2 separate regions of the Homo sapiens genome follow, and region 2 is linked to region 1. The links are chromatin loops, found by intact Hi-C in ENCODE. Cell type or tissue: PC-3. All regions are shown on one strand. Each heading gives the region's core, and the rest is flanking DNA. Links, peaks and the distances in the headings are about the cores only.

Evidence for each region. A loop is a pair of places that touch in the nucleus more often than their neighbours do. Peaks named below come from ENCODE experiments on the same cell type or tissue, not always from the same donor. Only the 100,000 strongest peaks of a DNase experiment are listed, where the experiment ranks them.
Region 2: a loop joins it to region 1, with 2.1 times the contacts of the local background. A loop is called at or near these places in 11 of 110 quality-filtered maps.

Annotation. Positions count from the first base shown.
Region 1 is chr3:16,065,776-16,082,501 of GRCh38, reverse strand. No RefSeq gene overlaps it. Among named protein-coding and RNA genes, the nearest start is that of GALNT15, 100 kb to the left of the region's middle. In PC-3, for the core only: no CTCF peak of the experiment used is centred there; DNase peaks (open chromatin) are centred at 9,571, 9,871 and 11,031; H3K27ac peaks cover 1,896 bases.
Region 2 is chr3:16,116,952-16,133,677 of GRCh38, reverse strand. It overlaps LOC124906217 (a long non-coding RNA gene), which reads left to right and starts at 3,221. Exons shown (of 3, transcript XR_007095836.1): 1 at 3,221-3,305; 2 at 5,709-5,918; 3 at 6,015-6,711. It overlaps LOC124906216 (a long non-coding RNA gene), which reads left to right. Exons shown (of 3, transcript XR_007095835.1): 3 at 1-43. In PC-3, for the core only: no CTCF peak of the experiment used is centred there; a DNase peak (open chromatin) is centred at 8,887; H3K27ac peaks cover 1,988 bases.

The sequences.
Region 1 (16,726 bases), core at 9,518-12,017:
GGTAGAGTGGGGTACCCAAAAATGTGGAAGCAACTTTGGAACTGGGTAACTGGCAGAGGCTAGAACAGTTTGGAGGGCTCAGAAGAGGACAGGAAGATGTGGGAAAGTTTGGAACTTCCTAGAGACTTGTTGAATGGCTTTAACCAAAATGCTGACAATGAAGTCCAGGTTGAGGTGGTCTCAGATGAAGATGAGGAACTTGTTGGGAACTGGAGCAAAGGTGATTCTTGCTATGTTTTAGCAAAGAGACTGACAGCATTTTGCTTCTGCCCTAGAGATTTGTGGAACTTTGAACTTCAGAGAGACAATTTAGGGCATCTGGTGGGAGAAATTTCCAAGCAGTAAAAATGTTCAAGAGGTAACTTGGGTGCTGTTAAAGCATTCAGTTTTATGTATTCACAAAGATAAAATTTGGAATTGGAACTTATTTTTAAAAGGGAAGCAGAAATTAAAGTTCGAAAAATTGCAGACTGACAATGTGATACAAAGAGAAAAACCTTTTTTCTGATGAGAAATTGAAGCCAGTTGCAGAAATTTGCCTAATTACAGGGACCCAAATGTTAGGTGCCAAGACAATGGGGGAAATGTCTCCAGGGCATGTCAGAGACCTTCACAGCAGCCCCTCCCATCACAGGCCGGGAGGCCTAGGAGGAAAAAATGGTTTCATGGGCTGGGTCCAGGGCCCCCCTGCTCTGTGCAACTTAGAGACTTGGTGCCCTGCCTCCCAGCCGCTTCAGCCATGGCTAAAAGGGGCCAAGGTACAACTTGGGCTGTGGCTTCAGAGGGTGCAAGCCTCAAGCTGTGGCAGCTTCCACATGGTGCAGAGAAGTCAAGAATTAAGGTTTGGGAACCTCTGCCTAAATTTCAGAGGATGTATGCAAAGCCACAGGGGCAGAGCTGCCCAAGGCTGTAGGAGCACACCTCTTGCATCAGTGTGTCCTGGATGTGAGACATGAAGTCAAAGGAAATCATTTTGGAACTTTGAGGTTTCATGACTGCCCTATTGGATTTTGGACTTGCATGGGGCCTGTAGCCCTTGCTTTTGGCCATTTTCTCCCATTTGGAACATGTGTGTTTACCCAATGCCTGTTCCCCCATTGTATGTAGGAAGTAACTAACTTGCTTTTGATTTTACAGGCTCATAGGTGGAAGGGACTTGCCTTGACTCAGATAAGACTTTGGACTGTGGACTTTTGAGTTAATGCTGAAATGAGTTAGGACTTTGGGGGACTGCTGGGAAGGCATGATTGTTTTTGAAATGTGAGGACATGAGATTTGGGAAAGACGAGGGGTGGAATGATATGGTTTGGCTGTGTTCCCACCTAAATCTCACTTTGAATTGTAATAATCCCCACGTGTCAAGGGCAGGACCAGGTGGAGATAATTGAATCATGAAAGATTCAGTTTCTGGATTGAATGAAATCATTCATTCCCCCACACTGTTCTCATGGTAGCAAATAAGTCTCACAAGATCTGATGGTTTTATAAATGAGAGTTCTCTTGCACAAGCTCTCTTGCCTGCCACCATGTAAGACATGCCTTTGCTTCTCCTTTGCCTTCTGAGATGATTGTGAGGCCTCTCCAGCCATGTGGAACTGTGAGTCCACTAAACCTCTTTCCTTTATAAATTGCCCAGTCTCAGGTATGTCTTTATTAGCAGCATGAGAACAAACTAATACAACCACTAACAACAGCATCACCCTCCCCACCTCTATTCACAACATGTCACCACCACCATTTCCTCCCCACCTTCACCATCACTCCATCCCACAAAATGTAGAGTGTAAGTCTAGAAAAGGGGATGTTGGCTTCAGCCAAGATAAAACTTTATTGGATATTGATTTTGAAATTCAATCATTTCTGACCATAAACACCTTCTTGTTCACCCCCAGTGAGGCCAGCTTGGGAACTGGTCATGACTAGGATGACTATATGTCCCTATTTGCCCGAGAGAGAAGTTGTTTACACTCATTGTCCTGGCATAATTATCATTATTTTATAACTATATTGATATTGTGGTTGAGGTATAACTTAACATCAGTAAAGTATATACCTTTTAAGAGTACAGCACAACGATTTTTTAAATATGTACACACTCATGTAACTATTCTCCAGATCAAGATATAGAACACTTCAGCACATGCCTTCTTCAGCATAATTATTAACAGCATCACTTTTCACTCTCAAAAGTTCTTGATTTAGGCTGGGCACAGTGGCTCACACCTGTAATCCCAGCACTTTGGAAGGCCTAGGTGGGTGGATCACAAGGTCAGAAGTTCAAGACCATCCTGGCCAACGTGGTGAAACCCCATCTCTACTAAAAACACAAAAATTAGCCGGGTATGGTGGCGCATGTCTGTAATCCCAGCTACTTGGGAGGCTAAGGCAGGAGAATCACTTGAACCCAGGAGGCGTTGCAATGAGCCAAGATTGCGCCACTGCACTCCAGTCTGGGCAACAGAGCAAGACTCCGTCTCGAATAAAAAAACAAACAAACAAACAAAACAGTAAAAGAAAAAAAAGTATCTTGATTTGAATGATCAAGATGATAAAGAGTTACTTTAGTCATCCTAATAAAATCTTTCCATGGTTTCTCCTTGACCCACCTGAAGAAGGGTGGATTTCATTGCCCATTAACATTATACAGTCCTGTGGTCTTTGAGTAATATTTTATACTTGGCGGAGAATCAAAGTAAATATATTGCAGCTGTTTGGAAACCAGGGAGGGTTTTAAATTACATCAGCTTGACTTGATGGGCTCTAAGGATATGTGGACTCGGGAAGGTGGAAATTATTAGAACAAGCACCTTCATGGAAATTACCATTAACTCAAAGTGTCTGAACTTCCCTTTACCCCATCTCCACCACTCCAACCTTCCCCTGCCAAACTTTCCTTTCATTAAAGGAATGAGTCATTCCCAATGGGAATCATATAGGAACTGTTGGGGAAAGTATGAGATGTGGAGTGGTTCAGGCTTGGTCTTGCAACTTAATTTTATCATTTGCTAGCTCCATGTCTTTGGGTAAGTTAGTTAACTTCTCTGGGTCTCAGTTTCCTAATTTATAAAAGGGATAGCATGACCTACTTTGAAGAGTTGAGGTCAGGATTAGATATAATAAGGTACCTGGCACATGGGTATCAAATATATGACAACTAATATTTAAGCCAGATCTAAGGATCAAAATGAAAGCAAGGTATGGCAAATTAGATTTTCCAAATATGGCCACAGCAATGTTTCAAATCCTACCCATTCTTCCAGACATTGCTATTCCCCATCAAGAGGCAGAGTCTATCTTCCCTCCCCTTAAACTTGGGGAGAACTTTGTGACTGCCTCAATGAATAAAATGTGGCAGAATCAATGCTCCAGAATTCTGAGGACAGCTGAAAAAAGACAACCTACCTGTGCTTGACTCTCTCTTTTTTCTCTCAAGATGTCCATAGTGGGAATCCAGCCACCACGCTTGTAAGAAAGCCCAACTAGCTCACATAGAAAGATATATCCAAAGGCCCATGTGAAGGGGAAGTGAGACCCCCAACCAATGCCATTATTAATCATCAGACTTGTGAGTGAATAAGCTTTCAGATGATCTCAACCCTCAGCTGTTGAGTCTTTCAATGAGACCCCAGAAATTAGAAAAAATAATACAAACCATCCCTATCAGTTTGAATTATTGGTCCACACATCTATGAGCATAATACATGGTTATTTAAACTAAGTTTGCAGTTAATTTGCTTTGTAGCCATAGGGACTGGAATTCAAAGTAATCAGGGTTTCATGGATGGGGCTGATGTTCCATACATCTGAAACAGGCAGGGTAAATGTGAGCACAGCCCTTTGCTGTGGTCCATCCAAAACTTAAAACAGTGTATGAATCAGGATGGGCTAGCTGGAGAGTTCATTATACAAATCTGTCCTGTTGCTTCTGATTGGAGCCCCATGTACATATTTATGCTCACAAAATGAATTGGCTCCATTTTTCAAACTCAGAATTGTCTCTTACATCTAAATTCCTAGAGCCCTGTCTGTTCTTTGAAACTGACCATTTACTAGCCTGGAAGAAATGGAACCATAACATGATACAACTAGTTTTTATTGCTGAAAGTGCCTCAAGTTATATAGGCAAATTGCCGCTACCTTCTTCAAACAGCAGTTGTACAAGCTCTAATCCTATTTCTTGATTTTCTGTGTCACAATGATGGAAACTTTGTCCAGTGCTAAGAGTGCATCTGGAGGAGAGAGTTGAGGAAAACTAGCAAGACCCCAAGTCACAGCCAAGGGCTGTGAAGAATATCAGACCAGAAGTTAAGGCAGCAGCAGGACCAGCTTTCCAGACTGGCACAAACCAGGAAAAATGGGTTCAAGGGGCAGATCATGCAGACAGAGCCCAGTCATGGCCTGGAGCCTGTCACACGGCCATGGTAAGGAAGTTAGTGTGATGGAGTGAGGAGAACATGAGCTTTAGGGCAAACAGACTGGGTTCAAATCTGGTTTTTCAACACACCAGCTGTATGACCTTGGGTAAGTTACTTAACCCCTCAATTTTGCCACTTGTAAAAATAGTACTGTGTCCGGAATTTATTCCTTCTGGTGGGTTCTTGGTCTCGCTGACTTCAAGAATGAAGCAGTGGACCTTCGCAGTGAGTGTTACAGCTCTTAAAGATGGTATGTCTGGAATTTGTTTCTTCAGATGTTCAGATATGTCTGGAGTTTCTTCTTTCCGGTGGGTTCGTGGTCTCGCTGACTTCAGGAGTGAAGCCGCAGACTTTCGCAGTGAGTGTTACAGCTCTTAAAGGTGGCATGTCTGGAGTTATTTGTTCCTCCAGGTGGGCTCGTGGTCTCGCTGACTTCAGGAATGAAGCCGCAGACCCTCACAGTGAGTGTTACAGCTCATAAAGGTAGCGCAGACCCAAAGAGTGAGCAGCAACAAGATTTATCATGAAGAGCGAAAGAACAAAGTTTCCACAGCATGGAAAGAGACCCGAGCAGGTTGCCGCTGCTGGCTGGGGTGGCCAGCTTTTATTCCCTTAATTGGCCCCACCCATGTCCTGCTGATTGGTCCATTTTACAGAGTGCTGATTGGTCCATTTTACAGAGTGCTGATTGGTGCATTTACAATCCTTTAGCTAGACACAGAGTGCTGATTGTTGCATTTTTACAGAGTGCTGATTGGTGCATTTACAATCCTTTAGCTAGACACAGAGTACCGATTGGTGTGTTTTTACAGAGTGCTGATTGGTGTATTTACAATCCTTTAGCTAGGCACAGAGCGCTAATTGGTGCATTTTCAATCCTCTAGCCAGACAGAAAAGTTCTCCAAGTCCCTGCTCGACCCAGGAAGTCCAGCTGGCTTCACCTCTCAGGACTACTTGTGGCAGAGGCAGCTAGTCATCCACCTAAGAGATGTGTCCCTTTTGAATAGTACTACTGTGGCTGAGAAGCAGCTGCCCAGGATCTCAGTTGCTCCATGTGACTAGGTGGACATATGTGGCCATGGAATATGAGCAGAGGTCATGTGTGTCACTATCAGATTAAGACGGCTAAGTATCCTGTGTGCTTTGCCCAGGCTATTATCCCCTTTCATGGTGACTTTACAGGCCATAAGTTGAAGACAGCGACATCACAGGACAGAATATGCCTGGACCCTTGTGTCCCCACTTGGAAGAAAGCCATCCAACCAGGAACAAGTATATTAGACTTTGTATGAGTAAGAAATAACCTTTTACTATGTTAAGACACTAAAAATTGGGGCTGTTTGTTACATCGGCTAACCCACCCTGACTCATATACTGCTTTAGAGAATTGTTATATGCATAATTGTAGATATAATTAGAATGGGTTGTTTACCATTTGTCTTCCCTATTTGACTGGATGCTCCTTAAGATCCTTTTGACCCAGCTGACCCTTATTGCCACTATAAACCCTATTGACCAGTCCCTTACATGCATCCGGTACACACAAAGTAGTGAGTAAATTTGAATTGGTTTTCTGCAGCTTGACTAAAAGAAGAGAATTAGAATCTGGACTCTTTAGCAGTAGGAGAAAGAAAAGGTTGATGTTTAAAAAGAACATTACATCAACACTTCATTACCAAAATTAAACAACCAACCAAAAAAAAAAAAAAAAAGCCACTCTAACAGTTTGGCTTTTTTGCCTATTTGGCACTTTGATGCCACGTGGGACCAAAGAAATGAGTTTTCCTATTAGAAAGTTTTGGAAACCAATTTACTATTATATTTTCTTTAAAGTTCCACAAAGCTTTTATAAGTTAATTTAATGGTTGGCTTAACCACTGGTTCATGTTTCCAGCAGATAGGTGGTTTTATCTAGGGAGGGAAACAATTGTGTAAATGCAAACGTGGTAGCAAGAGTTGTACTTGAAAATGATACCTTACTGGGAACATCTGAGTTTTCTCTATCAATTATCAATATGAATAAACATACCTTGCATGTATATAGCACTTTTCTTTTTATTGCTCCCAGTGTGTTCTGACAAGAATCCTAAGAGTTGGGGCATATTTTTTTGTCATCATTTCACAGATGGAAAAATCGATAAAACAGAGAGAGTTGTGATTTGGCCTACGTCTCACGGCTCATGTGAGAATCAGAAACCAGGTCTCCTGAGTCTCAGCACAGGACTTTTTCTCTACCAGACCTCCCAGGTTGATATGTGTTCAACATGGATGACAGCCCAGTAGGAACCAAATCAAACAGACGAACTGTTTTCAAGCCCAGTCTGGGAAAAGTCTCATGCTTGGGTCACTTACAGGATAAAAAGTAAACTAAGACACAATCCTACAGCCTGACAATAGCCAAGCTAATGAGAAAATAATCTAAATAGGTGAATCATTAAAAATAAAGAAATAAATCATAAACTAGCAACGCCTTTTAATAACAGAAGAGATGGGGTAAGACAGGATAAGACTAAATGACAAATAAGTATCACAGTCAAGAAATGCGATGGTATTCTAACAAGGGAAAGAATACATAGGGCTAGGATACCAGAAAAGGCTTCATGGAGGAATTGGGATTTCCGAAAAAGGTAAAATTACGTAACACAAATTGCCATATCAGCTCAGCACTTCTCCCTTACCCTTTTGGAAATGTATCCCCCTTTCTTTTGGAAATTGCCCCTTCCCATTCCAACTATTGGGGATTATTCTGGGTGAGGCTGCCAATGTTAGCGTTCTGCACTTTAGCTACTAGAGTAGACATAGAATCCAATTCTAGACAATTAGAATTCTTAAAAACAAGACACACACCCAACTTGGAACTAACAGAGAGGAAGAGGTCCTGCTTGCATGAGATGTGAGGAAAAGCTACTGCCGGTCATGAATCCTGCTTTAAGAGGAGATTGGGCTGAGAAAAGGCAGCTGAGATTAGAAATAGAGCAAGACAGTGCTGATGACATTGGAGAACTTGGTTCCAGTTTTCTCACAAGCTCAGTGAACCTCTGCTTTCCCTACAAGTTACTCCACTGAGCCAATTATTTTCTTCTTTTCCCTAATGGTGGTCAAGTAAGGCTCATGCCACTTGCAAACATAGTCTTGACTATGGGAATAGGTGAAGAGGAGAGGGGAAGCTGCTCAGGCAGAAGCTACTAAATGAATCAAAACAGGAAGGCATGAGGCAAAAGCTTCTTTAAGGGACAATTTTTAAAAACTATGTTCTCATTTTTTTTTAAGTTCAAGGGTACATGTGCAGGTTTGTTATATAGGTAAACTTGCATCTTGGGGGTTTGTTTTAAGATTATTTTATCACCCAGATATTAATCCTAGTCCCCGTTAGTTATTTTTCCTGATCTTCTCCATCCTCCCACCTTCCACCCTCTGATAGGCCCCAGTGTGTGTTGTTCCCCTCTATGTGTCCATGTGTTCTTATCATTTAGCTCCCACTTGTAAGTAAGAATATGTGGTATTTGGTTGTCTGTTCCTGTGTTAGTTTGCTAAGGATAATGGCCTCCAGCTCCATCCATGCTTCTGCAAAGGATATGATCTCATTCTTTTTATGGTTGCATAGCATTCCATTGTGTATATGCATCAACTTCCTTTATCCAGTCTATCATTGATGGACATTTGGGTTGATTCCATGTCTTTGCTATTGTGAATAGTGCTGCAGTGAACATATGTGAGCATGTGTCTTTATAATTGAACAATTTATATTCCTTTGGGTATACCCAGTAATGGGATTGCTGGGTCAAATGATATTTCTGATTTTAGGTCTTTAAGGAGTCACCACACTCTCTTCCACAATAGTTGAACTAACTTACACTCCCACCAACAGTGTATAAGCATTCCTTTTTCTCTTCAACCTCACCAGCATATTTTAATAACATCATTCTGACTGGTGTGAGATGATGCCTCCCTGAGGTTTTGATTTGCATGTCTCTAGTGATCAGTGATGTTGATCTTTTTTTCATAAGATTTTTGGCCACATGTATGTCTTCTTTTGAAGTGTCTGTTCATGTCCTTTGCCCACTTTTTAATGGGTTTTTTTTTTCTTGTAAATTTGAAACCAGTGTTTTTAGATCTGAGGACTGGTATACCTAAATCCTCAAACTGAAATAGCAAGTTTTGAGCACACTGAATTTAACACCACAGCAGAACAAACCAATAGAGACACTGAGCAGGCAACCAAGATGTGGAAGATAGGTCTCCAGAGAGAAATCACAGCTGATAAAACTGTAGTGAAAAGAGCACTAGACTCAGAGTTAAAAAGACTTTGGTGTGAAAGAGCTTTTATATAGATTAAATAAGTTCATGGATTTGAGAAATATTAACTTGGGAACCATCTACATGCAGGTTACTGTTGATGTCATGGATACAGAAAATTACCAAGGGAAAAAGAGAAAAAGCCTTTGATAAATGCTCACAATTAGTCAAAGACAATAGGAGCATCAAGGAATTAGGGAAAAAACAGGGTCACAAAAGTCAGGTATGTAGAGTTTGAAGAGGGAAAGCTTGAGTAGTGGTGAAAAGAACCAAGAAAGCCATTGAGAAAGTTGAAGAGAGTTTATTGCACTTACAGAGCAAGACTTTATTGGTGAACTTGGAGATGGCAGAATGCCAGCCAAGTGATAGACAGAAGGATAGTTAAAGACATGCTGATGTGGCAGATGGTGTCAGTGCCCATCCATATTCCTCAGACTTTCCAATGGGCCCCTGCTGATTTTCCAGTGTGGAATCTGCCTCTCTGTGTTTGAGAGAGTTTTTTTCTCAGAACCACAAAAGACCATTCTGCTCATGAGGCAGGCCAGAAGTGGTAGGGAACTAACAGCTCTCAGGAGCAGCTCTTTGACTCAAGAGTTGGTGGAGAAATACCCCAACTCCTTTGCCCTGTCCCTGGAGTAAGACAATTCTAGGCATGCATTTCATATCATTTCCCAGAATTTTCCCCCAGATTAAGCTTCCATTCTGCACCGGGGTAGCTGGTTTAATAGCATACTCTTTATTAGCTGTGTTTCTTTCCTTGTCTTATTTCTCTAGTCTCCAAGTAGTATATTCACTGCACTTCCCAAATAAACTACAGCCATGAGATACATTAATCATGGGGATATGGTCTGAGAAATGTGTAATCAGGCAATTTTGTCATTGTGCAAACATCAAGAAGTACACTTACACAAACCTAGGTGGTGTAGCCTGCTACATACCTAGGTTATATGGTATAGCCTATTGCTCCTAGGCTACAACCCTGTACAGCATGTTACTGTACTGAATACTGTAGACAATTGTAACACAGTGGTAAGTATTTGTATATCTAAACATATCTAAGCATAGAAAAGGTACAGTAAAAATATAGTATAAAAAATTAAAAATCCTACACCTGTATAAAGTACTCATGATGAATGGAGCTCCCAGGACTGGAAGTGATTCTGGGTGAGTCAGCAAGTGAGTGAATGTAAAGGCCTAGGCCATTACTGTACACCACTGCAGGCTTTATAAACACTATACTCTCAGGCTACACTAAATTTATTTTAAAATATTTTTTGTCCTCTAATAATAAATTAACCTTAGCTGATTATAACTTTTTTATTTTATAAACTTTTTACTTTTCTTAACTCTGATTCTTATAATAACTAGCTTAAAACAAACGTCTTGTACAGTTGCACAAAAATGTTTTATTTCTTTATATCTGGTATGGTTTGGCTCTTGTTCCCACCCAAATCTCATCTCAAATTGTAATCCCCACGTGTGCAGAGATGGACCTCTAATCCCCATGTGTCGAGGGAGGGAGGTGATTGGATCATGGGGGCGGTTTCCCCCATGCTGTTCTTGTGATAGTGAGTTCTCATGAGATCTGATGGCTTTATAAGGGGGTTTTCCCCCCTTTGCTTCGTTCTTCTCTCTCCTGCTGTCTTGTGAAGAAGGTGCCTGCTTTCTCTTCTGGCATGATTATAAGTTTCCTGACGCCTACCCAGCCATGCAGAACTGTGAGTCAATTAAACCTCTTTCCTTTATACATTACCCAGTCTCAGGGAAGTTCTTTATAGGATTGTGAAAACTGACTAATATCTTAATTTACAAGCTTTTTCTATTTTTATTTTATTTTCATTTTTAAAGCTTTTTTGTTAAAAACTCAGACACACAGACACATTAGCCTAGGCCTACAACAGGGTCAGAATTATCAATGTCACTGTCTTTCACCTCCACATCTTGTCCCATTGGAAGATCTTTAGGGGCAACAGCATGCAGGGAGGTGTCATCTCTGGTGATAACAATGTCTTTTCCTAGAATAGCTCCTGAAGGACCTGCCTGAGAATGTTTTACAGTTAGATTTTTTTTTCAGTAAGTAGAAAGTGTACACTCTAAAATAACAATAAAAAGTAAAGCATAGTAAATACATAAGCCAGTAACATAGTCACTTATTATCATTATCCAGTATTATGTTTTATACATAATTATATGCGCTAACCTTTTGTATGACTGGCAGCTCAGTAGGTTTGTTTACATATGCACCACCACAAACACATGTATAACGTATTGTGCTACAACCTTACCGCAGCTACTACAATACATGCTGCATTGTTGACCTAAGGTAGTTACACAGCTCATGACCACACTTGTGGTTAATCTTTGTCTCACTGTCGGCTGCTGAGGGAACCCAAACTAAGACAGGTGATCTTTTAATTTATGGACTGAACTAGGATGCCTGTGGGAGAGAAAAGGGAGTGGACACTGTTAATAATTATGCCAGGACAACTGGCGCAAAGACAGGCTTTCCACACCTGAAGGTATGGCCTTCCTCGTTACATGCCTCTCCTTTGAGAAGATGGAGTGGGCCAGAAGAGATGTAAAATTTAAATACCAATTCCTTATAATAACAGAGAGCAAATAACAGAGAGTCTTTTATTTAGTGAGCATTTTTCGTTATGCACTATTACCTCGAGGGCTCTGGAAAGGAATATGCCAGCTCAAGAGCAGACAAATATCTCAGGAGGAGAATGGACCATAAGAAGTAGGTCAGTGTCCAGCCCAGCTCATGCATTTCTGAAATCCTGGGATTCAAGGCTCGGGGCCGCAAGCAATCCTGTCAACCGTAGTCAATAAGACAGTCATCTGAAAGCATCGCTGGGCGCCCCCCCTTGCTTCCTCTCACTTCCCATTAGTGATGCTAGTGCCTTCCTCTTTGTAGCTGCTCAAACAGAAAAACCTCCTTTGACAGCACATTCATATCCTCTCTGTTGGTCCCAGCAGCCCCAAGGATACCATCTGGAAACCTGGATCCTTTACTACCCAAAGCCTTTCCACTTCAGATGCTTCCCCATCTATTGTTTCATCATCTCTCTTCTAAAGAGATTTTCCTCTTCAAGAAAATCTTTCAAGAAAACCATTCCATTTCCTCGCATGGTTGAAAAGGAGCTGGTGCTGCAGGGAAGAGCCCCCTGGATGTGATGGTACTGAAAAGGGGGGCAAGAGACTCACATTTTTTTCCTTCCCTGTGCACGTATTAATTCCATCCCTGGATTCAAGATGGGAGTTTCCATGTGATGATGGTGGTGTGGTCTGAGATCTCTGCTGGGGAGGGGCCCTCTGTTCTCCAGCGCCAGGTGGCAGGCTGGCCTGTGGTACTGGGTGTCTCCAATGGTACCAGGATGCTCCTTTCCTGGGAGATGTGTCCCATCGCTCTGACTCCCTGCTCTTGACAATCTGGCTTGCAGCTGCCCCACTGGAATTTGGAGTTGATGCATAAATAGAAGGATCGACACACACGATGCTAAGTTGTGTCTATGTATTAACTCGCCTCACCCACACAATTCTATGAAGTAGATCTTGTTATTCATCCTGCGTTACAGGTGAGAAACTGAGATATAGAGAGGCTGTATAGCCTGCTCAGATAGTAAAGTGTGCCATTTAAGCAACTGACAACAGAAAAGCCCCTGGGATACTTCATAGATCTTTAGGTAAGGCTGGGCTGGTCAGCTGGGTTGGTTGCAGGAGGAGCTGACTTGATGGGTCTCAGTACCACAGAGCTCTCTTAGCTTTAGTGGATGAAAATCTGTTCTGTAGCTACATGCCTATCCTAGACCTTGACACCTGGGGGTATGAGCTCCCATAAAGGGCCCTGGGAGAGTTTATCAGGATGCCGGATCATGCTCACTAGTTTCCAATACCCAGCATCTTTCTGTCCGCTTTGCCTGGGTCTTAAAATCTCCTGTTAAAAGCACCCCTGACTTTGCTCCTGCATCATAGGCCCAATTCATGACCTCCTCAGAAAAAAACCCTGATGACTCTTCCACCCTCCCACTGCCCCTAGAGATTACACTCCTGCGTTCTTCCCTGCCTGATGTTTGCTCATCCTCCATCATAACAGACAGCAGGCAGTGGACATGGGTGTCTCTCAGCTGGACCTGCAATTGATGAGCAAGACATTCTCACAGGTGTCTCGGGGCGTCATGTTTATATTCAGAGGGGTACATGCTGAGCCAAGCCACTTAATTCTTCCCAAACACATTCACAATTTCCTGCCTTGATGTCTTTGTTGATGCTGTTCTTGCCCCTGTGAATGGCCCATCTCTGAAGGCCTAAACTCCAGCCATTTGTCCATGCACAGTACCATGCAGATACCACTTGATGTCTTCGTAAGAACCTCACTGGAAGTCTTCCAAACCTCCTCTGAACCTGTGTAGGTTTTCTGTCTGTATCCCTCTTCAGTAGTAGATGTAATGCATTCTTCTGTGAGATATGTATTTATGTTTATACTTCCTTTTCTAGCCTGTAAGCTCATGAAAGGCTGAATCAGTGAGTCATGATTCAACTATGCATCTTCAAATTTGCTTAGCAGAGAACCTGGCATGTAGGGTGTTTTTGAATGAAATGCACTTACACAGACAGGGGAAAAAAGCAATATCTGGTAAGGGAAACTTTGGAAATTTCAAATAACGTATTTGCAGAGTAGATTATGTACCTCAGGCATCAAATAAAATAAAATTTATATTTCAATTTCTGTCTTCCTTGGGCATGAGGTCCAGGGTACCACTGTTTGATCAGAATTCAAACAGATACTAACTCTCCACTTAAAAGAATAAATTCTATCATTTAATTAAATTATGTATGAGAGGGGACTTGAGGGGGGTTGTTTCAGAGTCAAAGCTTACTCAGTCTCCTTTCACAGTTCTATTTTTCTTTCTAATTAAAAATCAGTGGAATTTTGAGAAACCGACTCCAAACACTTCATACTTTCTCTGTAATTTTTCCCTTAAAAAGAGTAGTCTGATGCTGAACCAATTATATATTTTACACAAGCTTTATAGAAGGCTCTTCATCCCTCATTCTGTAGAAGCTACATAATCTCTCAGCAGATTTGGGGAGTAGTGGCTCATAATAATAATGCAATTGTATCAATAATAATAATAACTACCAGCATTTTACAGAATGCATTAGTCAGGGCACTTTGATCACAAGCCACAGAAACAGATTCTGGCTAATGTAGGCAGGAAAGGAGACACTGGGAATTTTAATAGTTGCTATTGGTGCTCCACCAAGATCCTTCTTACCTTTGGTGCACTCACCCACCAGCTGCTGTGAGCATTGGTTACAAACAGTGCATAACTGCCCCCTTCTCCAGCAAATTGCCCTCTGCCAACAAGAGTCCACTCATCTGGGGGATTACCCTCCACTTCCCATTGGATTGATATGGGAGATTTAAAAAGCCAACCACTTTGCCTGAAGGCAGAACTTACTCTGGTGTGCAATTCATAACTCACAGACTCTTAGGCTAAGGCCAGACTCCAGCTAAGATAACATCTTTATTCAGCTCTTTCCCCCATCCTATTCTGTTTCCCTCACTTTTTTATGATTTCTTTCAAGGGCATCAATAAATCATGTGACAAGAATTTCCCTCAGGCTCTGTTTCTAGGGAACCCAAGCTAAGGCCCACAGAATGGTGAGAGGACAGGACTCACAGTAGTACTGGGACTCTCGGAGAAGAAATTGAGTGCTGGCCTCTGGCCTCTTCAGCCTGCCCCCCACAGGATGAATCAACTCCAACCATTTTAAATGTTTTTTCCTCTCTACCGAACATTTAAATTTCCATAAAAAGAGTCTAACTGACTTATCCTGAGTCACATGCACACCTTAGCACAGAGAGAGGACAGGGCACTTCTTTCAACCATCCTAACAAACTATCCAGTTTCCTTGTGGTAACATTTGGGTACCTTACCAAAAAGAAAAACAAATATCACCTGGACAAATATCATCTCATTTAATCCTTAGGACAGCTCATGAGGTAGATGCTATTATAGTTGTTATACAAATGAAGAAACTGTGGCACAATTTAGGAAAGGCCAAGGAACTAGATCAGCACCCCCCAAATTTCTTGTTTTGAAGGTCTCCTACTTTGTAGGGTTGACTCTCCAATATTCATTCAACCCCTACCCGGTTAATAAACCTGTCATGGCAATCCCAAGCCTGTTTAGTCTGTTTTGTGCTGCTATAAGAGAATACCATAGACTGGTATAGCTATAATGAACAGAAATTTATTTCTCACTGTTCTGGAGACTTGAAAGTCCAAGATCAAGGGGAAGGCTTCTGACAAGGGCCTTCTTGCTGTGTCATAACATGGCAGAAAGCATCATATGGCATAAAAGCAAAGAGAGAGAGAGAGAGAGTAAAAAGGGGCTGAACTTCCCTTTCTATAACAAACCCACTCCTGTAATGACTACATTAATCCATTCACTCCACCCTCGTGGCCTAATCATCTCTTACCAGGCCCCACCTCCCAACACTGTCACACTGGGAATTACGTTTTCAACATACGCTTTTTGAGAAACACATTCAAACCACAGCACATACCCCTCGGCAGTTATTGGTTCAGGAATGGGTATGTGTCCATGTTCTGGCAACAGAATACGAGGAAAATTTTCCTGAGTCATCTGGGAACTATCTTCTTCTTCCTATGGAGACACAAGATGAGACCATCCCCAACTCTTCGTCTAGACATTGCTAAGTGTGCCTCAGACAACTTGCTCACCTCTGTGGTCAATGCTAGCACAAAGAGGTGGAAAGAATCTAGAAAGAAATGGAGCAGAGCTTACGTATGTCCTACCTGAAGTCCGCTGAACCTCTGTTCTCTGTTATATGGCAAAATAAAATTCCCTGTTTTTAAGATACAGCTTGAGCTGAGGATTTCTGTTACTTTTAGCCAAAAGCATCTTAACTGATACACTCACTACTCTGGGTTGAGAAAGATGCCAAAGGAATAAAGACATTTTCAAAGATAAGTCCCAGGACAACTCATGATTTTGAGAATTTCCATTGACTAGCTGTGTAACCCTAGGCAAGTCATCTAACTTCTCTGAATCACAGCTTCCTCAGAAATAAAATAGAGATAATACAGTTGGCCGTCTGCATCCATGGGTTTTACATCCATGGATTCAATCAACCACAGATGGAAAATATTAGGGAAAAAAAAATTCTGCAAAGTTCTAAGAGCAAAACTTGAGTTTGCTGCATGTTGAATACTATGTTGAGTTCATGTAAGCATTGTTTTAGGTATTATAAGTAATCTAGAGATGATTTAAAGTACACAGGAGGATGTATGTAGGTTGTATGCAAATACTGTGTTATTTTACATAAGGTACTTGGGTGTTCATACATTTTGGTATCCATGGGGAGTGCTGGAACAAATTCCCCATGGATATGGAGGGATAGCTGTGCTTGTATCTACTTCATAGTGTGGTCATAAGAATTAAACAGGATCAAACATTTAGAACAAACAACCCACTACCTGATGCTAGTAAGTGTGCAATAATAGCTGGCTATTAGATATACTCTTGGAAGAAAAGTTAAAATAGAAAAACTAATATCTATTGCTTTAACACTATTAGTGAATATTTAACTATTTTTCTGCATTCTCCCCTCACACATCATTTCTGATATTTATCTATATATGTACCTAATTCAGTCAATGCATCATCTCCTTTCAATGAGCATAACTCTGTCAGTGCCTCCACTTACAAGTTTGACCATATTTAAATTGTGAAAAGGCAAAGATTCCTCATGTTCTCTTTGTTTTGCTTTGAATAGCCCCCAGCATAATTCCAAGAACATGCAGACACAATATATTCTTAGTTCAGTGGCTTTTAACCATGGGTCAAAAATCAAATTCAACTGCAGTGGTTCTTAAACATTTGGGGGTCATGAACCCTTTTTTGAGAATCAAATAAATGCTGTGGACCAATTCCCGGACAAATGCACCGCCAAGCAAAATGTCCATACACGAGATGCCT
Region 2 (16,726 bases), core at 7,707-10,206, 53 kb before region 1:
AAGCTTTGAAGAGAAGAGTGATGAAGTTCCATTTCAGAGGGTCCTGGTTTTGTCCTGCAATAAAGCAGGAGGTGGACATGAGGATGAATGACCCTTTCAAGGCCTTCTGGCAAATTTGTCAGGTCATTGGTAAAATATCTCTTCAGGAGCCTCGTGATTATAAGGAAAGGGTCAGGCAATGAACACAGTCCTCCAAGTGAATAGAGAAGTGCTTCTATGGTAAATAAGCACAAGCCTGATCCCGACTCTGCTTCTCCCTTGCTGGGCAACTTTAGATAAATTGCATAACCTCTTCCAAGGCTCAGTGCCCTCGTTCTGTATGAAGAAGGGGTTGTAGTAGACGCTGTTTGAGTTCCCTTCCAGCCCTGATATATTATGATTTCCAGGGCCCCCATATTTCTGAATTAACTGAAAACTCCCCTCTTGCTCACCACCCTTGATGGTTATGTTGAAATGCCTGTCATCTGTGTGTTAAGCTGGGAGAGGAGCTCTCTACTGTGTGCCAAGAAAGAGCTCTCGCGCCTCTTCCAGGGCCATATGTGGCCAGGATCCCCTGGGAAAGCAAAAGCACATATCGTTGCCAAAGAGTCTAACTTTGTAACTCAGAATTTGCCATCTGCTAAACAGCTTTTAATTGAAGCTCCAAGAGGCAGAAGCTGGCTGGAAAAATCTTGCAAGCAGATCCAATAGGATTATCTTCCCTAAAAGAGGTTTTTCTATGTTTAATTAGTTGGAAGCCATTTTGTCACTGACAGATTATTTAGATGTCAGTCCTTTTGGTGCCCTATTCTCACCCCTCACCCCCATGTTTGAGCCTCACAGATTTTTTTTTTTGTTTTTGACAGAGTCTTGCTCTGTCGCCCAGGCTAGAGTGCAATGGTGCGATCTTGGCTCACTGCAACCTCTGCCTCCCGGGTTCAAGCAGTTCTCCTGCTTTAGTCTAACAAGTAGCTGGGATTACAGGCGTGAGCCACCGTGCCCGGTCTCACAGATTCTTTAGTTAGTACCAGCTTCTGATTCTTTTTTTTTTTGGAGGCTATACTGCCCATCCTCAGGCATCCAGTGTTCTCAAAGCCCTTTCTTCACCACTCAGAATACAGGTGAGCTATTTCAACCTGGATGGAGAAGCCAAGTATAACCAGTTCTCAATTTTTGGTGCCTGAGCTCATTACCACGCACTCAGGAGCCACAAATTCATGGTCCTTTAACCTACACCAAGAATCATCAGGCAGGCCTGGGCCTGAAAGGCAGCACCAATCGAGGGAAAGCCCAGTCATTCCAGGGGCAGCGTGTTAACCCTTTGCGCTCAGGGCCTTTCCATAGCCCAGACCGGCTCCATCTGCTGCTGGCAGGAGATGAGTGAAGGAGTAAGTCCCCAGAGTCAGGAGCCTCCTCCAGTTAGGGGCTTGGACTGCTGCATTTCCTTGTCTTTTTTCACGGGGCACATTGTGAGATTCTGGTATAGCCGCAAATGGTTACAGTCAGGAAGTGGCAACTTGGTATGGGAACCAAGGTCAGATGTGGCTGCAGCAAATGAAGATGCTGTTCATAGTGCTTCTTGGCTTGCAACTGGGTAAAATACTCAATATCAACCTGCAAATCAGTAACATTATCTTTATTTTAATGTTTTTATTATAGAAATTACCTTCATGTTAACCTTTTTATTATAGAAAATTTCATAACATAAAAATGGAAAGAAGAGTTAATGAATCCCTATGTGCCCATCACCCAGTTTCAACAGTTATCTACTCAAGGCCAACCTTGTTTCACCTGTATCCTCACCAATCCCCTGCTCCAACTCTCCATATTATGTCCTCACATTTTATAGTTGAGGAAACCAAGGTGCAATATAAATGAAAAAGAATGAACGGAGTCAGTTATTGTCAATAGATGAGGGTGGGGTAAAGGTGGAAAGCAGGGGATGAAGGAAGTGTATCACGTTCTTTGGGTTGGCATGTATATATTTTGGAAAATGCAAGGTCAATAATACACTCTTTTTTTTTTTTTTTTTTTTTTGAGACAGAGTCTTGCTCTTTCCCCAGGCTGGAGTGCAATGGTGCAATCTCGGCTCACTGCAAGCTCCACCTCCCAGGTTCAAGCCATCCTCCTGCCTCAGCCTCCTGAGTAGCTGGGACTACAGGTGTGCGCCACCACGTCCAGCTAATTATTTGTATTTTTAGTAGAGATGGGGTTTCACCATGTTGGCTAGGATGGTCTTGATTTCTTGACTTCCTGATCAACCCGCCTCGGCCTCCCAGAGTGCTGGGATTACAGGCCGTGAGCCACCAAGCCAAGCCAATAATACACTGTTACATAATTTTTGTTTGGAACATAAAAAAAATACCTATTGTTTTCATAATATAATTTACAGAAGGCAAAGCTGGACAAAAGCTTTCTCAAACCACTGGTGGGGATTACATCAAAAGCTCTGAGCCTGTGAGATTTTTATATTTGTCAGAAAGAGGCCATGGGTTAGAATAGGTTATAAATATAGGATTAGAATATGTCCAAGGTTCCTTTCCTCTTTGACACCCCAGGTCAACCATAACCCTAAATTGGAGGCCATGGCTATTTCCCTTTACAGCATCTAGTACTGTTCTGTGTAAGCAGGAGGCTTCAATAAATGCCTCAGAGAGGTGGACTTCCTTGCAGTTGCAGTTAATGTGTGAACTAATGGGAGACCTAGAGGAAATTGCTCGAAAACATCTTAGATATGGCATTTCCAAATTTTAAAAAAAGACTTTGAGCAAGCCCCATAATTTTCAAACTCTGTTCCTTAGGACCTTATAGATGCATGAGGGGTTTGGCAAACATTGACATGTACCATTCAACCTTGGAAGAATTAAACTTCCTGAGGAAAGCCTTTATTGCATTGATTTTATTTTGGGGTTTTGCTGGAAAACTTCAGTAGAATTTTTTAAAAAGAGCTCTGCTGCTGAAAAATCACTGACAATAGCCTCCTTCCACAGGAGAGGAGCTGATAGTGCAGAGAGGGTGTGACTGGTTCAAGTTCATACAATAGATTAGTGGAACTGATGGGACCAGAGACTCGGTATCCTGGGATCTGTGGACAGTTGACATGGTTATTGGATTGGGAGCTGCAGGAAGTGCCCAACATGGGAAGAAAAACCCTTTAGAATGAAAGGGCTGTCCACACAAGTTCTCTTGCTCTCCCAATCCCAGGTTGGGCTCAGCAAACAACTTTCCAGCTGTTGGTTCTGTAAGGGTTTCAGTGAGCAAGACGCACTGTGGTCCAGGAAAATCGAGCACCAGGGGCCTCTGGGCTGCAGGCCAAGGAACACTCGGTATGTTGTGCCACCCAGCTTCAGCCACTAAACAGTCCTGTCTCCACCAACTAACAGCCTAGAAGGGAAACTGTGGACAGATCACACCATTAATGAACAGTAGGGGAACTTTGGGAAGATTCCTGCAGAGGAAGTCATTGTTCAGGGACATGGCAACATGATCAGAGTACAAGCTGTGGAATTCTTCTCTGATGAGCTAGGGAACCCTTGAACCATGGCCCTCATAGTACTCTGGTTGCTTAGCTAAGTCCATGCCAGAGATTGCAAACGAGTGGTCAGTAGGCTGAATACTATTTCCAGAGATGTTTTGTTTCACTTCAGTGGTGTTTCAATACTTTTTAAGTAAGTCACCAACATTTTAAAATTGAGGGGTTTCACATTAAAAACTCCAGATTTCTGATGTCTCTTGAGAAAAAAGAGAGAAAGATCTAGCAACACTGAGCAGCACTAGCAAGACATTGTATCCCAGTCAGCTGGAAGTTGGAGCTTTAAACTGGGCATACATTCTGTCATTTGCTGCAGTCCCCACCAGCGTCGACTGCCTTACACCAGCTGCTGCTTCACTTGTTCAGTTTACCTCCTGGACCCTGTAGCAGTCTGGATTGGTGACCTAATACTCTCTGACAAAGAGTGTCAAACAATGACTCTCAAATATTAGCTCTGAACCCTCTATGGTGCCTACCTGAGGCCCTACCCCAGAGACCCCGATTCCTATGTATAAATGAGGTTCAGGATTTACATTTTAAACCAGCAGCCTAGAGGTTCTGATGCAGGTGGTTTTATGACCACAGTTTAAGACAAGCTACCATAGAATCAAGGCCCTGAATACTGGGTACACATTTGAATCAACAAAGTGAAATTTTACTCCATCTCCCTTATTACACACACACACATGCATGCACACACACATTTCCCTTTAACCATTCAAGTCGCTGAAGAAAATAGACATTTCACCCCTAAATGTTGCAGCACACCTCCCGTAAGAATATGGACATTCTCCTGCAGAACCACAAAGCATTATTAAGCCTGAGAAAGTCATAATTTCCTCATGACTAGATTCAGTCAAATATGTCCAGTAAGAACCTCACATAAATGATTTTGTGTGATGTTGTATACTTCCCATTGCATAAGATTAGGATGCAAAAAAAATGCAGAGGTTCACAAACTACAGCATGCACTTGGAGGGCTGGTTACAACCCAAGTTGCTGGGCCCTACTCCACAGTTTCTGATTTGGGAGGTGTGGAGTGAGACCTGAGATTTGCATTTCTCAGAAGTTTGCAGGTGATGCTGATGCAGTGGGTCCAGGGACCACACTTGGAGAACCACCCACACGATGGCAGGCCATCCCACCATTGGCAACAGATATTGGTATTTTTTAAAGCTCCACCAGGTGATTATTTGCAGCCAGCATTAAGATCCATTGCTAGTCTGGCCCCTCACTACTCAGATAAAGTCCTCGAGCCAGCAGCGTCAGCAACACCCGGGTGCCTTGTGAGGAAGGTAGAATCTCAGGCCCTACTCCAGACCTACCAAACCAGAATCAGCATTTTAGCAAAATCCACAAGTGGCTCGTGCTCGCATTCAGGTTTGAGAAGCACTTCTCTAGAGCACCCGGGAGCTTCTCTTACCTTTAACTGGGGCTTCCACTGGTCTGGTCTTCCCAAGACACCCCCGGCCACTGGTGGCCCTGTAAACATGGTGCCACCATGGATGAGTTGATGCCTGAGTATCGATGGGGGCAAGCCAGAGCGTCCTTCCTAAACGCTATCGAAGTCTCTGACATAGGTACAGCCTGGGGGTGATGGTGGGTGAGCTGCTGCTTAAGGGCCACAGCCCCGACCCTGGAGGGAGCAGGAAAAAAATGAAGCCTACCAGATTCACTCTGGGACCACTATCCCACCCCCAACTTCAGCCTTTCAAGATCTTTTTATTAATACCCACAATTACTCTGATGTGATTACATTACACATTGCATGTCTGTTTCAAAACATCACATGGACCCTATAAATATATACACTATTACGCACCCATAATAATGAAAAATAAAAAAAAAAATTTAAAGAAACCACTTGCTTTGGTCCCATCTATAATGTTAGTGCCTGATTTTACCTGCTCCTCTGGCTTCCAACTTGCTGCCTGCTCCTCACTCATGGCTTTGTTTAGTCTTGATATTTCTTGGTGGGTGGCGTTTTACTAAGTCCTAAGATATAAAGGTGACTAAAACAAATCCCCACTGTGAGGGAGTCGAGTTCCCTATTGCCTGACTGGCCACTCACCTGGCACTGTGAGGCCCCTTCTCAGCCTCAGTATCCCCATCGAGTGGCCTCACCTGTTCCTCGGCTCTGGACCTGCAGGGATGGGTTGGACATAGAGATCATCTGACCTCTTCTTTCTCTTTCCAGTTTGACTTTTAGAGACTGAGGCTGTCTGAGACCATTTACCAGCTATCACTGAACAGTGCCCTAAGCCTTGGGTGTCATGGAGGGAACAGATATGGCCCCTGGCCTTAGATTACCTACAACATGGTGTGGGAGATGGGGCACTTATGAAGAATGTGTTGTGAGATGTAATTTTTCAGAATGAGGAGAAATCCTTCCCACTAAGGGATTAAGGTAGGTTTCATGGAGGAGGTGGCATTTAGGAAGAGGCAGTGGACATCTTCAAGGTCAGATAAAACAATCAGGTGTCTTGGTTTTGCTTTGAGACAGGCCCAGGAGTTGCTGTGATTCAGGCCATGTGAATTGTTCCCCCACCTGCACACCCTGGGCATCAAGGAGAAGGCAATATCTTTGCTCACAAAGCATTTTGCAGGCCTGGGAAATGGAGCTTGGATTGTAAGGGGTCCGAACTACTTTAGCGCTGCAGTGGAAATAGCCTCCGCATGAGGGAGGAGAAGAATCAAGCGGGGAATGTGCCAGCTGAGGACTGGAAACCGCAGTCAGAAGAATGGATCTGCATTTTCCACTCCTGGCAGAGAACAGGCCTCAGTCAGGAATACAACCAGACGGCTGGGCCTGGGAGTCTCCGAAGCAAACCTGGAACTGAGTAAGTCATTATCCTGGGTGAAATTGAGTTTGAGGATGATCAGGAGAAGGGGACAGACAAAGAATCAGAAAGCGTGACAAAGGAGCTGTCTCCCCATCTCAAAGCATTAGACAAGGTAAAACTGTGATCACTAGTTTCATCATCGTCTGTTCACGCGGAGGCCCCTGTCTGCTGGGGTGGCCAGGGAGGGCTTCATGGAGGAGGAAAGTCTTGAAATTTGAGTTGGAACTTTCTGGATAGAGGAGAGGTTGTGAGAAGGTGGAGAACAGCACAGGACAGAGATGTGAGTATGCATTATGTCCCAGCAGCGATAAGACGAGGATGACCACCCGTGGCTGCCCATGTGCCAGCCCACGCCTCAGCCCAGGTGGGGCCTTCATGGTGAATTGCATTAATGGCCCCAGATCATCACCTCTCTCTGAATCCATGCCCTTTGTTATGCGACTGTAGTGACCTCCCAATCTGCCTGGATTCAGCTGTGTCAGCGGTGCTTTAGCCAATAGAAGGAGGCAGAAGGATGCTGTGCAATGAAGGATTAACTCAGCACACCTGGGTGGTCCAAACCTGCCCATTCCAAAGCAAGTTTTGGCCTGTGGCAGCCTGATAAGAATGTCATTGTTTACCTGGAGCCCGTGGGTCATGTCACATAGTCTACACTAAATGAGATTTATGGCGGGGGCTGTGAGCCACATAGTATTCAGGTGACCTCTGGAGAAGTTGGAAACTAAGGCCCACCACATGGGCAGTCAGCCATGCCTATGTGACCAGACCCCAATAAGAACCCTGGACACTAAGGTTGGAGTGAGCTTCCCTGGGTGGCCATGTTCCATGTATGTTGCCATACATCCTGGCTGGGAGAATTAAGCCCTGTCTGTGCAACTCCACTGGGAGAGGACAGCTGGAAGTTTGCACCTGCTGTCTCCTATGCACCTTTTCTCCATGGCTGATTTAATATGTATCATTTTCCTATAGTAAACTGTAACCATGAGTATAACAGCTTTGCTGCATTCTGTGAGTCCTTCCAGTGAATCAGTGAACTTACAGGTGGTCTTGGGGAACCTCTGAATGACAGATAGTATGACAATTCTGAGTCTAGGCTTCAAGAGGCCTTGAAAGCACTTCTGTTTGTTCTCTTGCACTTCTGTGATTGCCTTGAGAAAGGCACACTTGGGCTAGCCCATCAGTACAGGAAGGGAAAGAGAGATGTGTGGAGCAGGGCCACTTTCCAGATCCATCTTAGATCTGTCTAGCCCCAGCTGGTTGTGCATGAGTGAGCCCAGCAGAGACTAGCAGAGCCACACAGCTGAGCCCAACCTAGAGTCCCTGACCCCAAGCTGACCCGCATACTCATGAGAAATAATATATAGTTGTTGAAATTAAATTAGAAATAATACAAGTCAGTGAACTTTAAAACAGTAGGTCATCAGTAGTAGAAATGATAAACCCCCAAAGCACAGTGGTGGTCCCAGCCTTGCTCTAACTGATATGAGGACCTCAGAGAGCCTCAGCAAGCTAGTTACTCTGAGGGTCTCTGCATCCTCAGCTTCCAAGTCAGGATAGAGTTACAAATGAGCCACCCATGTAGTTTCATTCATGCAAATTGCAAGTTGATCCGTTTCTCCAAAGGATGCACGGGTGTCAGTATGGAAGGCCTTGTGGACATTTTTGTGGGAAGGGGCATGGAAGAGTGAAGAAGGGATATGGTCTGAAAGCAGGGTTGAGCAAGAGGGAGAAAAAGTGGGCCCCAGAGAGGAGGGTAAATATGAAGAGGACTACATGGAGAGAGAAGTAGGGAAGCACCTCGAGAGTATTTTTTCTAACCTCCTGACCTGGGATCTTCCAACAGGTATATACACCCTCACACCAGCAGGTACCTTCCAAAATGCTGCAGACTCCCCAGACCACAGTCCTGCTCTTGGATACACCATTGGCCTTTTGGAGTTCACCACAGTTCTGAATACTCGGGCTCTAACTCTGTACCCTCCCAAGGTCAAGAATTGCCTCATTCTTTAGATCTATCCACTCCCAGTTTCCCTGGGGTCTCCCCACTACTTGATGGAAGCCTAGCTTCCAGGGCTTTCCCAGGCTGATGGCCTCTACCCCAGGACTCTCCTGACCACCTGCGGTAGACTAGATTACTGTTAAACAAATATTCACTCCTTTTATCCCCTCCCTGGAGGAGGGATATCCCCAGACACATTCATGTTGGGCTTGTTCTTGTGACTGCTTAGCCAATGAAATGTGAGTGGAAGTGAAAATATGCTCACTCCAGGCCTACATTTTCAGGGCCATCATATTTCTGCCTCCCCCTCCAAGAGACTCTAACCTCCATCATTAGACAATTATGCTCCAGGTCACCACTGCCCCAAATCTTGGGTCAAGAATGAGAGATGCAGAGAAAATATGAACTTGAGCCTCAGCTTGAAGCAGAGCTGCCTTGGTCAACCCACAGGCATTAAAACAAGATTTAAGTAGTTTGTCATGCAGCATATTGTAGTGGTTGCTGACTAACATACCACTCATGAGGGGAGAGCCAATATCTTGCTGAAGTGAGATCACTATTACGACATTAGCTACCACAAATCACTAACAAAGGAAAATTTGTTGTATTCAGAGACACTTACATAAATCCATTCTAAGGATCAACATTTTCGGGCAAGAATGAATCACATTTGGCTATTATTTGCTTATAAGAATTGGAGAAAGGATGTTAACCCACGAATGCTCTGGAAGAAAACCCAAGTGAGAACTGTTCTACTATCACCAATCCAAGGAAAGATCAAGAATGCAAAGTGTCACTATTGCCTCAGGGAAAGAAACTAGCACACAAGCAAATTATATCCCCTGCCTATCTTCCACTTGGCTGCTTTGATAAAGAAAAAGGACACAAGTTTTGGAGTTAGAGGGGAGCTGACTTGGTGCCCTGCTACAAAATGTATTTACAAAAACAGACTTTGCAGAGCTGATATGATGGGTGTCTTGAAGATTGTGATGGTCTGCAACGGAGAGGGGCTGTACTTGTCTTCAAGGGCTGCCACAACAAAGTATTCCAGACTGGGTGACTTCAACAACAGACATTTATTTTCTTGCTTTTCTGGAAGCTAGACATCTTAGATGAAGGTCTCGGCAGAGCTGGTTTCTTCTGAGGCTTCTCTCCCTGGTTTGCCATGGCTGTCTTCCGCATGTGTCTTCATGTGTTCTTCCCTCTAGGCCTGTCTCTGCCTTCATCTCTTCTTTGACATCAGTCAAATTGGAGTGGGGCCCACCCCAGTGACCTCATTTAACCTTAATTACCCCTTTAAAGACCCCCATCTCCAAATACAGTCATCTTCTGAAGCTAAAGCGCTGGGAGTTAGGAATTCAAAACATGAATTTTGTGGGGACACAATTCAGCCCATGATAAGGGTGGAAATCACAGAGAGTCAGATCAACATTAGGAAGAATTCTCTAACCAGAAACATCAAGTGCTGCAAAAGTAGAGAAGCAGGTCCCTGTTACAGGAGCTATTTCAGCTATTTCTGTGCATATTGCATGACCTCTTTAGCAAGGATTTTTTTTTTTTTTTTTTGAGACAGGGTCTCACTCTGTTGCCCAGGCTGGAGTGCAGTGGTGTAATCACGGCTCACTGCAGCCTCAACTCCTGGGTTCAAGCCATCCTTCTGCCTCAGTATCTTGAGTAGCTAGGACTACAGGTGCATACCAACATGCCCAACCAGTTTTTGTATTTTTTGTAGAGATGGGATCTCACTATGTTGCCCAAGCTGAGGTCTCTAACTCCTGGCCTCAAGCGATCCTCCTACCTTGGCCTCCCAAAGTGCTGGGATTACAGGTGTGAGCCACCACACCTAGCCTGTTTCTTTCATTGGTTCAATAAAGATGCCTGTAGAGCTTACCATATGCTCAGTGCTATGCTAGGTGTTGAATAGGGAACAAAGCATTTATAGTATCTTCCCTCCTGCAGCTTTAAGTCTAGTGCGGCATTTAGGTGTTATACAAGTAAACACATAAATGAACATATAATGGCAAATTGCAGCAAGGGCATTGAGAGTATAAGGGGCTCATTTCATTGGATAGCTAGGGAGGACATAACAGACAACATTTGTTGCTAACACAACCCTGATTATTTCAAGTACCTAGGGATCCTTTTGTCTTGGAGAGTACAGGCCTTTACCCAGCTCAAGGGATGACTTGAAGTTGTTCTAAGCAGTCTTTGAATTCTTATTTCCCTTGACCAGTGATTGGTTGTGGAGAGGCCATGTAATCTATTTCTGGCCAATAAAATGAAAGCCAAAGTCTGTTAATTAGACCTTCCTAAAATATTTTGGTTTTCTGATAAAAAAAAATAGACCTAGTTGTAACAGCCCTTGTTCTTTATCCTTTCTTCTTTGTCCTTTCCTCTTCTTCCAGACTGAAGTGTAGAGGTGATGCCTGGAGGCATGGCAGCTGTCTTGCAACCACGAGGCAGCATGCCAAGTACTGTAAGGACAGAGGGATGGAAAGACAGGAAAAGCCTGGTTCTTGACAACATCGTCAAGCTGTGGCTCAGCTTGCACTCTGTACCTCTGCCTACCTCTTAAGTTAGGAAAATAAACCCCACTTTTTTAAGCTTCAGAAGTTGAGTTTTCTCTCACTTGCAATCAAACACAGTCCCAGTTGATCAGTCCAATAGGACTCACTGAGGGAGTAACATTTGCCTGAGACCCAAAGGCTAAGTAGATGCTATGTAAGTGAAGAACAGGGGAAAAGCATTCCAAGTAGAGGGACAATGGTAAAGACCCCAGGCAGGAATAAGGAACCATAGCCAAACCAGGAAGGCTTGTGGGATGTGATAAGGATCATTCTTTTATAATTCACAAGATGTTTAACAACTGAAAGGTTGGGGTAATAAAGCAGACCTTAGAGTCACGTGTCCTCAGTAGCAAGGCCTGCAGCTCTCCCAGAGCACACAGCATTACTTTCCTATTGCCTGCTGAGCCTGGACAAACATTCATTCCCCTCTGCCTTTCCCTTGGCTTGGTTAATTATGAATTTGCAGCCAGAGTTTGGATACTAAATAGAGTATTTGGTGGGTTGGCTGGTTGGTTTGGCTGCTAGCCCTTGATCTTATGAAGAGAAAACTAAAGCCATCTTTGTCCTCAGAGCAACGAGTCCAGACTGAAGATCAACCATTCTTTCTTTGACTGCCACTGGAAGGCAGTTTTCTACCGCTCCTCCTAAGTCTTTCAAAAACCTGGCTATTTTTCCCCTTACTATGAGGAGAATTAATACAGGTACTTTTTTTTTAATGTGTAGGGAAAATACAGGCATAATACAGGACCCTGGGGCTGGTTAACCAAGAGCAGTGACTCCACCTCTAAGCCTGCAAATGCCACTGGAAAATCAGGAACTGGTAAAGATGACACCGTTTCCTCATGCCTGGTCCTTGCTGTCCTCCCAAGACTCCACCTAGTGCTGTCTACCTGTCCCATTTGCCACTCAACATGTCTGGAGTTTCTCCTGGTCACCACACTTGCCCTGTAACATCTGAAGAACATGTTCTTTCTAGGGAAGGTTTCTGACCCATTCCTGGCCTGCACTAGGAGATCTACCCAAGCAAACCTCACATCCTCAGCATCATGACTCAAACTGCCACAATTTCTGCAGACAATATTTAGTTGCCACTGTGGAGATTTATTGTATTTGCCATTACAGTCTGAGGGTTTAAATAGGTGAGTAGCCAGAAAGCATAATTGTCATTGAACAATGTGCAGATGAGTTAATGGAAACACACGAGGTAGGGGGCACATGAGAGACACACAGCTGTTTTCACTCTGGGCTGGACCTGGTATTTGCACCATCACAGCAAAAGAAAGGCCTTGGCTGAACATGTCCCAGACACCAGCAGAGATTCTAGGGAAACTTTTATAACTTTACCTATGAGGTCCAGAATGCCTTTCCCTGGTTTCCTCTCCCTTGCATTAAACCCCACTTGCCAAACCTAGCCCCTGAGATGTAGCTCCTGTAACCCTTCCCCCAAGGTCCCCTGAATCCGGCCCTCAGAGATGGCCCCTCTTGGGAACTCTGACATCTTTGTTGTCTGAGGCCTCTCAGCACTTCCTTCCCCATCCTCTCTCCTGACCCCACTTTGGCTCTCACTCAGCTAATGCTGTTTTAAGAATTCCCCTACCAGATTAAAATCTCTTAGAGGCCAAGGACTCAATGTTATCATAGCCTTGTCAACGGCTATGAGAGTGATGATAAATTAAGATGTTGATTTTGTCTTCAGTGATACAAAGAAATGCCACACCTTCTATTTTCCACCGTTGCTTATAGAGGTAAAGGTATAGTTAGTTTTTCCTCCCCTTTTTATCCCCGCCCTTGAGAAAGAATTCCTTTTACCATGCAAACATTTCTTCCTCCTAGTCATCAACACAGGGATCCACTCTGAGGGGTTTTGTTTGGGGAGGTTGCAGGGGATGAGTTTCTCTGTTTACTGAAATTAAATGGGCCACTCACAATTCACCTGTTTTTCTGAAGCCTTTGGAAGCTCCACCAAGGGGATGAATTGCACTCACTCTCAGCCCCACAGGAGAAATGACATGGGCTGCTCTGGGGAGTACAGTGGAGTCGCATACGTAACAAAGCCCCACATTTATTTAGCTCTCACCCAGGCTTGCTGTTGCAGGACCCCCAGCCTCCTGCAAGGCAATCACTTCTGGGAGCACACAGTGAGTGGCTCAGATGTGCTGTTAGAAAAGTTCTCTTGGCCATCTGTGGCAGCCACCATGTTCCCCAATCCTGCTGCAACTCATGTTGGTAATGTCCATGATGTCTGTGAGGGTGTTTCCAGGGGTCTGCACTGGGCTAGGATCTCCTTGCTGGTGCCTCTGATACCCTGAGAATCTCTATCATTCTCTCTCTCTCTCTCTGTTTTCATCATACTTTGTCACATGAGGGCCAACCTCATATGGCTTTTAGCTTTATGGCTCACAGAATAAGTGGGAGAGCAGCTTTTGGAATGCTTCCTTGCTCCCAGCTTCTCATTCTCCTCCAGGACTCCAATATAAACCCCTAAAGGACTTAGCTGAGGACAAATCTGAGTGACAGAAGTCTCCTTCCTCTGTCCCCTACAGTGGCTCTCTGGATTATCCCTTTTCTTAGACCTCTGAAAATCATCACTGGAAGACACCTGGGAGCCTGGCTTCCTCTTTCATTAGATTATTATCCCTTGGAAGACTTCCAGATGTTCCTATTCCTGTCCAGAATGCTATCCAGAGAAAGATGATCTTGACATGGTGAAATGAGCAGGAAGAATGCTTTAAGCTGGGGGCAGTGGCATAGTCAAAGGTGGGGAGGGACATATTGTGTGTGGGGATCAGCAGCCTGCAAACCTTATAAGACAGAGAAATGGGGCTTAGAAAGTGGAGTTAATGAAAGAGGATCAGTTGAGTTCTGAATTTGTACCTTAGAGCCAGGCAATAAGGAACCAGTGACAGTTCTTGAGCAAGGGAGTAACTCAACATGGCAGTCAAGCCTCCAAGATGACCCCCCGTGATTCTCTCATCTTGGTTTTCACGCTCGGTGTGGTCCCCTCCCACACTGAATAGGCCCAATATGTATAACCAATAATATTGGAGAAATGATGGTCTGAGTCTAGGTCAAAAAAGACATGGCAAAAAGACATTTTAATCCCCATAAAATCGGAAAAAATAATATTCTATTGTGAAAAGAGATTGGGATTGAAGGAGCAGGATACGAGATAATGGTATAAGAATTACGATACAATTTTTCAAGATAAAGGTACTTGCACACTTTTTTATTTCCCCAAATTCCACAAAAATTATCCTGCCCTAGCAGAATATCCTGTCCATTTTGAGCAGATCACGTTGATTCATCTTCCATGCAGCCTAATTCCCTTGCCATAAATTAGTACTCCCTTTTTCCTATTTATTCTGAAACCCTATAAAGTGTTGGCCAGAGACATTCCCATGATCTGCCTTGTCTTCCAGGTCCTCACAAAGCCATGAGGAATGGTGCTGGCTGGGCCCACGAAGATCAAATGTGTCTCCATATGTCCACACACGCATGTCCATCTGGCTCTTTAGGGCTGTCATTAGCCTGCATAGATGTATATTTTGATGACGTTTTTGGAGAGGCTTTTTTTTTTTTTTTTTTTTTTTTTGACGGAGTCTGGCTCTGTCGCCCAGGCTGGAGTGCAGTGGCGCAATCTCGGCTCACTGCAAGCTCCGCCTCCCAGGTTCACGCCATTCTGCTGCCTCAGCGTCCCGAGCAGCTGGGACTACAGGCACCCGCCACCGAGCCCGGCTAATGTTTTTGTATTTTTAGTAGAGACGGGGTTTCACCATGTTAGCCAGGATGGTCTCCATCTCCTGACCTCGTGATCCACCCGTGGAGAGGCTTTTTAATCAGCGACTCTGGAAAAATTCAGAGCCCTGATAACAAAAATTGTGGGAGAAAAGGGCAAGGATGGGAAGAAGGGGAGGCTAGTTCTCATGGAGAATAGGAAAAATGTACAGCTGATCTTAATTATTCACAGGTTCTGTATTTGCAAATTCACCTACTCCCTAACATTTATTTGTAACCCCCAAATCAGTATTTGTAGCACTTTTGTGGTCATTCGTGGACATATGCAGGGAACCAAGACCTTAGAGTCACTGAATGCCCACATTCCCAGCTGAGGTCAGGCGAGCCGCGCTCTGCCTTCTTGTGTCAGTGCTGACGGGAGGTGATCAGAGGTGGGGATGGCGGGGGTGGGGCAGTGCAGGGCGAGAAGCTCAGCTCTGGGCCAGCTGGATGGAGTCTGAATCCCAGCTCTGGCACCAGTTAGTGGGGTGGCCTCAGGAGAGTCACTTATCACTTCTGAAACTCGTGTCTCTTTTGTAAAATAAAAAATATATAATCTGGCCAGGTGCAGTGGCTCACGCCTGTAATCCCAGCACTTTGGGAGGCCAAGGTGGGTGGATCACCTGAGGTCAGGAGTTCGAGACTAGCCTGGCCAACATGGTAAAACCCCCGCCTCCACTGAAAATACAAAAATTAGCCAGGCATGGTGGTGTGTACCTGTAATCCCAGCTACTCCAGAGACTGAGGCAGGACAATCAGAACCTGAGAGGCAGAGGTTGCAGTGAGCCGAGATCGTGCCACTGTACTCCAGCCTGGGCAACGGAGGGAGACTCCATCTCAAAAAATATATATATATATGTATATATATATATATTATATTTTTTTTTATATATTTATTTTACATATATTATATATATTTTATATATATATTATATATATTATATATATTTTATATATATATTATATATATTATATATTTTATATATATTATATATATTATATATTTTATATATATTATATATATTATATATTTTATATATATTATATATATTTTATATATATATATATATTATATATATTTTATATATATTATATATATTTTATATATATTTTATATATATTATATATATTTTTATATATATTATATATATTTTATATGTATATTATATATATTTTATATATATTTTATATATATATTATATATATTATATATATATTTTATATATATATTATATATATATTTTATATATATATTATATATATTATATATATATTTTATATATATTATATATATATTTTATATATATTATATATATATTTTATATATATTATATATATATTTTATATATATTATATATATATTTTATATATATTATATATATATTTTATATATATTTTTTATATATATATAAAATCTGTCAGAATGAGTTGTTTTAGGATGTAAGATCACAATCTATATGATCTTTGTATGTACATATGTGTATATATGCATACAAATACACACGCACACACACACATATATATATATATATATACATACACACACATACATAGCTCACATAGATTATAAACTTGCATAGAGGCTGGGCACGGTGGCTCACGCCTGTAATCCCAGCCCTTTGGGAGGCCAAGGTAGGAAGATCTCTTGAGCCCAGAAGTTTGAGATTAGCCTGGGCAACATACTGAGACATCATCTTTACTAAAATTTTAAAAAATTAGCCAGGTGTGGTGGTGCACACCTGTGGTCCCAGCAAATCGAGAGGCTGAGGCAGGAGGATCCGTCGAGCCTGGGAGGTCAAAGCTGCAATGAGCCGTGATCACAGCACTGCATTCTAGCCTGGGTGACAGAGCGAGACCCTGTCTCCAAATAAATAAATTTGTATAAAATGTGACTATACTTGCAGACCTTTAAAGAGGTGATTAAAGTTAAATGAGGTCATATGTGGGGGCCCTAATTCAATATGACTGGTGTCCTTACAAGCAGAGGAGATTAGGAGAGGTGTCACAAAAAGAGACACCAGGGGTATGTATG